2 separate regions of the Homo sapiens genome follow, and region 1 is linked to region 2. Evidence: chromatin contacts called from ENCODE Hi-C or POLR2A ChIA-PET data. All regions are on one chromosome and are shown on one strand. Each heading gives the region's core, a stretch centred on a gene start or an enhancer-like site at or near the end of the contact. The rest is flanking DNA. Distances are from core to core; before and after follow the strand shown. Region 1 overlaps LAMA4 (laminin subunit alpha 4). Region 2 overlaps FYN (FYN proto-oncogene, Src family tyrosine kinase).

Evidence for each region. Hi-C counts contacts between places; a loop is a spot of excess contacts on that map. ChIA-PET counts read pairs that join two places held with the same protein, here RNA polymerase II (POLR2A). Pooled maps may share reads with other maps.
Region 1: a pooled map shows a loop between it and region 2 (2.5-fold over the local background). The contact joins two enhancer-like sites. A Hi-C loop is called at or near these places in 1 of 50 pooled maps. POLR2A ChIA-PET finds 5 or more read pairs at or near these places in 2 of 52 experiments (K562 and Panc1).

Annotation. Positions count from the first base shown.
Region 1 is chr6:112,162,107-112,165,085 of GRCh38, forward strand. The region is part of intron 13 of LAMA4 (laminin subunit alpha 4); the gene reads right to left. Among named protein-coding and RNA genes, the nearest start is that of LAMA4-AS1, 73 kb to the right of the region's middle. RefSeq lists an enhancer at 1,486-1,535. Within about 2 kb of position 1,390, at least 2 of the 41 ENCODE cell types and tissues checked have a DNase peak (open chromatin) inside an H3K27ac peak, as active enhancers do.
Region 2 is chr6:111,802,766-111,805,832 of GRCh38, forward strand. All of the region lies in intron 2 of FYN (FYN proto-oncogene, Src family tyrosine kinase), which reads right to left. Among named protein-coding and RNA genes, the nearest start is that of FYN, 69 kb to the right of the region's middle. RefSeq lists an enhancer at 2,184-2,273. Within about 2 kb of position 1,271, at least 13 of the 41 ENCODE cell types and tissues checked have a DNase peak (open chromatin) inside an H3K27ac peak, as active enhancers do.

The DNA.
Region 1 (2,979 bases), core at 140-2,639, 360 kb after region 2:
GGCAATTTAAACTGTAGATGAGGTGACTTGGACCAAAGAGCAGCAGTAGAGACAAGGAAAGTGGTCAGAAATCAAGATTCAAGGCCTGGTGTGGTGGCTCACGCCTGTAATCCCAGCACTCTGGGATGCCAAGGCAGGTGGATCATCTGAGGTCAGGAGTTTGAGACCAGCCTGGCCAACATGGTGAAAATCCATCTCTACTAAAAATACAAAAAATTAGCCGGGCATGGTGGTGGATGCCTGTAATCCCAGCTACTCGGGAGGCTGAGGCAGGAGAATTGCTTGAACCCAGGAGGCAGAGGTTGCAGTGAGCCGAGATCACTCCATTGCACTCCAGCCTGGGCAACAAGGATGAAGCCACGTCTCAAAAAAAATAACAATAAAAAAATAAATAAAATAAAATAGAAAGAAAGAAATCAAGATTCATTTTAGAGATAAGGAGAAAGGAGAAAGCAGTAGTGACTCTGGAGTTTTGATTTGAGCAATTGGGTTGTGCCATTTATTGAGATGGAGAAGACTGGGGAAGGAGTGGGTTTTATTTAAGACATGTCAAGTTTGATATGTCTATTATTAATACATCATAGATGAGACTGTGACTTTATTACAGTCGTACTGAGTTCTGACTTGAAAATGTCAAGTTAGCACTCGGATATAGGAGTTTGGAACTCCGTGGAGGTGTCATAGCTGGAGGTATAATTGTGTATTCATTGGTGTGTAATTGTTCTTTAAAGCCAAGGGAGTCAATGAGATCAGCTAGGGAGAGAGTATAGGTAGAAAAGAAGGCCTAGGACCAAGCACAGAGCCATTCATTATCCAGAGCAGAGATCAACATGGCCCAGTGTCAAGTGCAGCTCAAATCTTTTTTTTTTTTTTTTTTTTTTTTGAGACAGGGTCTCACCTTGTCACCCAGGCTGGAGTGCAGAGGCACCATCACGGCTCACTGCAGCCTGCACTTCCCGGGCTCAAGTGATCCTCCCATCTCAGCCTCCTGAGCAGCTGGGACTGTAGGCATGCACCACCACGCCTAGCTATTTAAAAAAAAATTTTCTTTTTTGTAGAGAGGGGGTCTCACTATGTTTCCCAGGCTGGTCTTGAACTCCTGGGTTCAAGCACTTTCCCCCACCTTGGCCTCCCAGAGTGCTGGGATTAGAGGCGTGAGCCACTGCACCAAACCAAAGCCTGTTGAGCTGAGAATATATCTTACATATTTAAACGGTTGTAAAAAAAAATTAAAAACAAACAAAACCCAGAAAAAAATAAGAGACAGTGGTTGTACGTGGCCTGCAGAGCCTAAAATATTGACCACTTAGAGGGTGTGCAGAGGCGAGGCTAGCAAAGGGGGCTGGGAAGAAACCGCTAGCCAGGGTAGAGGCCATGAGCGGTACCAGAGCAGCCAGGACAAGGGCGCCACCTGGTGTTTAGAGGAGGGAGGGCTGAGAAAGCCCGGGAGAGACAGGCGGGTCGCTGGTGACCTGGACAGGAACAGTCTCAGTGAAGGGGATGGAACCCCCTTCAGAAACGGCCGAGTATAGGGGACAGTGGGAGTCTGGGAGGTAGAAACAGCAATGATAAGTCACTCGAGACATTTTGCTGTGAAGCTGAGCAGAATGGTAGGGCAGAAGTTAGAGGGGATGCAAGCTTTATAAAAGATTTTTTTACAGGGCTTTTTTCTTTTTGATATTTAAAAGATAGGAGATAGTACAGCACGTTTGTACGCTGATGGTAATGATTAAGTAAAGAATGAGAACGGGATGATTCAGAAGAAAGGGCATAACTTGAGGAGTGAAACCCTGCAACCTGTTTTCAAGGCCGGGCAGGAGAAGGAATGCTTACAACGGAGGGGAGGCAGAGGTGTGGGCACAGATGCAGGCGGGCCGGCGGATCTGGGGAGGAAGGATGAAGGGAGTTCTCTTCTCTTTGTTTCTAATTTTTCAGAAAGCAGGAAGCCAAGTCACCAGGCAGAACTGATAGCATGGGAAGTGGGTTCCCACCAGTCGCATGCAGCTGCTCTGGTATGGCCATGGTGCTGGGGATGAGTCAGAAATCTCAGGTAGGTACAACAGAGGAACAGGCAGATATGGTAGTTAAGGGTATTTTGAAAGAATTATTATATTTGATAATTTGAGCTGCTTAAGGAGGGAAGAAAGGACATGAGAGGGGTACGGTAAAAAAGGCAGGGAGGTCTCCATGTGGCCAGAGAATTACTGGAGTGGGCATTCTAGAATAAGTGAGATAGGAGATGGTGCTCTGGGAGGGAGGTGCTTGAAACTAGGGTTTGGGAGGAGGTACTGTTACTGAGGACAAGATCTGGGTATGGCCATAGGTGGGAAAACAGAGGTGGACTGGAGGATAAGCTTGCTGGAAAGGGCAAGTTCAAGGAGCTGGAGGTCAGAGAGTCGGTGACTTCATCCATATGGATTTTGCTGTCACCAAGGAGAGTGATGGGAGTCAGTTTGGAGAGAAAGACAGTTTGGTGCTGAAATAGTCAACGGACAATCAAATGACCTTAAAGTGATATCTTTCGAAAGGTAATAAAATGAACTAAGAGTAATTTCATGATAGTTCAGTTCACTGCATTTTATTGGAAATTTTCTACTTTTACAAAATGTGACTTTTATTGATTTTGAATGCCAGATTTATCAAACACAACTTTATGAGTGAAGAGTGAGTAGGATGGATCGAGAGCAGCATTTTCAATAGAACTCTCTGCAAGAAGTTCCACTATATTCAGTGGCGCAATGCCTGTTTCTGCACAATGCTTGTGCCACTGAATATAGTAGCTGCTAGCTATGTGGCTGCTGAGGACTTGAAAAGTGGCTAATGTGACTGAAGAATTAAAATTTTAATTTTATTTAATTTTAAGTAATTTAAATTTAAGTAGTCATATGTGGCTGGTGGTCATCGTACAGTGCAAGAAACTAAAACATTCAGTCATCTGATCTTTATAATGCCTGCTCACTGGTTAGATATGAATTTATT
Region 2 (3,067 bases), core at 21-2,520:
CTTTCTGGCTGAAAAAAAAAAAAAAATTCATTGGATTTACAATGCAGCATCTTATTCCTTTGTGGGACAGGAACGTAGTAGAGCCACAGTCCACTTAACCACTATTTACCAACATAGATGTAGAGTGGGTTTCTTAAATAAACTGGGAAAAAGTCCTAGATTTCTCAATCATACATGATTTTCTTGGCTAGGAAATCGTATAATCTGGGACCAGAAGATGACCAGAATCTAGTTCTTCTAAGGGAGAAAAATGGAAATCCAGCAGCCTAGCTGTTTACCCACTTTTCTTTATTAAAAAGCCTCCACCTGCTTTGAAGACTGTTCACAAGATCCTCCAACTGCCTCAAAACATCTGCTTCCCACTAACCCTCAAAGGCCATTTGGAGTTCCAAGGCCAAGCTCCTGCTTCATCCCTTGAGCACTGCTTTTGGCTAACTGGTAGTATTAATATTCTGGATATTCCAAATCACTCTGCCCTTCAGGGGCACTCCTCTGAAAGTATTAATTCAATCACTTCAAATATTTGGGCTTCATTATAACCTTTTTTTCTCTCCCAAATCATGCCACTTTTATGGCTTGACTGTGGAAGTAAGGTTTTACCCCACAATCTTTTTTTTTTAAGTCAACCGGTAACATTAATAAATGTCCAAGAGGTTTTCTTATTCCTAAACTACTCTGAATTGAGGACTGCAAATTATAAAACTGATCAGATCCCAGCCAGTTTCATTCATCATATATCCTCAGCTGTTTAGTTTCACATTCTGTTTCATATTCTCCAATCTGTGAAGAGTCAAGTATAAATACTGTTAGTATCATGGAAGGAAGTAATCCACTTCATAGTGTTTTGAACCAGTGACTCCTGGGGCATGGGGGTGTGGGGTAGGTGGGGAAAGACCACAGAGATAAAGGGTTAACACAGAAACTTGAATAACAGTCTTTGCTTATGGCTTTGACTGGCTAACATTTAACACCATTGCTCCTGAGATTAAAATGAAACAACTTGCCAAGGATAATTTCATTCTTGCAGCCAACAGCGCAAATGTAGAGTTTCCTGAAGGAATAATCTGCGGAAATGCACAGCTTCCCAAAGCAGCCATGGTATGTTAATATGGGATATTTTGCTTTCCAAGGAAACACCAAAAAAATATCCATAGTGTTAGGAATGGAGCAAACCACATGAGAAGAGAACAGGAAAAGCTTCTTCTCTCCCAGAAATGACCTCCTCCCCTCAAAATGGTTTCCCACGTGCTAATTGACTGCGGGGATGAGACAGTGTGGATACAGCTACTAGTTTCACTTAAGTCTTCTTATGCTGAAACCCACAGTTTACATCAAAAGCTGCTAAAGTAAACCAAATAAACCAAAATGGAACATTTCATTCCTGTGTATTTAAAGGCAGGAAGAGACATCATCGTTCTGAAAATATACGAGGGCCATGCTTAAGGATTCAGAAAAACAGGCCAAAGTCAGGCTTGAAGAACACCCACATCCCCTGTGATCATAAAACCCTCAGATTTTATGGGGGAACTGGGGGGAACTGGGGAACAGAGACCTCAGCTTTAGAAGCGGCACCCTCTGTTCTGGGCATTCCTTTCTTCCCAGGTGGATGCTGTAGAGGTCCCCAGTAGCTCATAAGCAGACTACTGGGACTGCGGCTTTCCAGCATCCCTGTTCCACACAGGAATAGGATGCTACATCGCAAAACCAATGAATTTTTTAAAAAATCCAGAAGGAGGTAAAACTTTAAGTTTCTCTTTCATTCTATTGAGTAGCTGGATTTTGGAAACAAACACACCATGCCCTAAATTACGTCCAATGCAATAAATGGCACAACCTGAATTTTTGGTCCCTAGTCTTTGTTCACTGGGGTATAACACATAATCAGCCTCTTGGTAACAAGGGGATACTTAGGCAGTACTTACACCAACAGAAAAGAAAACGAGGGCTGTGACTCATAAGCAGTATGTGGTCCTTCCCACCAGTGGGTACTGTGGCGTTGTGTGGAAACTTGGAGGCTTTAATAAGAATCTGCTACGTCAGCACCATGTAATATAATAGAAAGAACTCAGTGAGGACTTCAGAAACCCTGATGCTGCTCTAGGCTTCGCTGGTCATTTCTCCTGTGATTTGAGTCACCACATCACTTCCTTAGTCCTCAGCTTCTTTATCAAAGTACACCAGGTGATTCTTATGTTTCTTCCAGGCCTCTCTGCCTTAAACCTAACCCAGGGGTTAACCTCCAGGAGTCCTTTTCAGCCTGCTTCAGCCTTTCTAACAGGCCTCCCCTTAATCTAGTGCCCTTTCTGCTACCCCGAGATAAACACCACATGACTCGAAGTGTGTTTGCCAGACAACTGTTTAGTCCTACAAGGCGTTTTACATGTATGGCCAAGGAGCAGGAACACTATCTTTGAAGGCTTCTTTTCTACCAGCGAAGAGGCTGGCAACCACAACCCCTCTTAGCCTTGGCATTCCCATCACTAAAGTGGGACAGACATCTTTCTCACGGAGCTGTCAAATATCAGGTTCTAAGCCATTGTGAACACTGCCAGATACAATTCATGATGTCTGGATAAGCGTGAATTTCAGATACACAATTTGGGACATACTTACATTAAAAATTATACATCGTTTATCTGAGATACAAATTTAACTGGGTGTCCTATATTTTGCTGTTTGCCAAATCTGGCAACTCTACACATGTGAGACGCTGCTGTTGTTGGTCTTAGGTACCAGGCTGCCTCACCAAACCAGTCTTTACGCAGAATAAAACAAGGGTCCATGTGGTTCAGGTTCCTTCTGCCCTCCTACACTGGCCCCCTTTCTGCTCCTCCTATCGGCTTCACAGCATTACACATCCCACCTGGCTCCCTTCTTCCTGAGGCACCTGAATTGTCTACTGACCACCCTTCCAAGCACAGCCCCCTCCCCCTTCCCTTGGTTGAACAAGCTGGCTGAATTAACTCATACACATGCATCACTGATCATTTAATGAGTCATCAGCCCCCTCTGAAACCACTGCTTTTTCTTTAAAGGTCATTTACAACCTCAAATTAAAATGACTGAA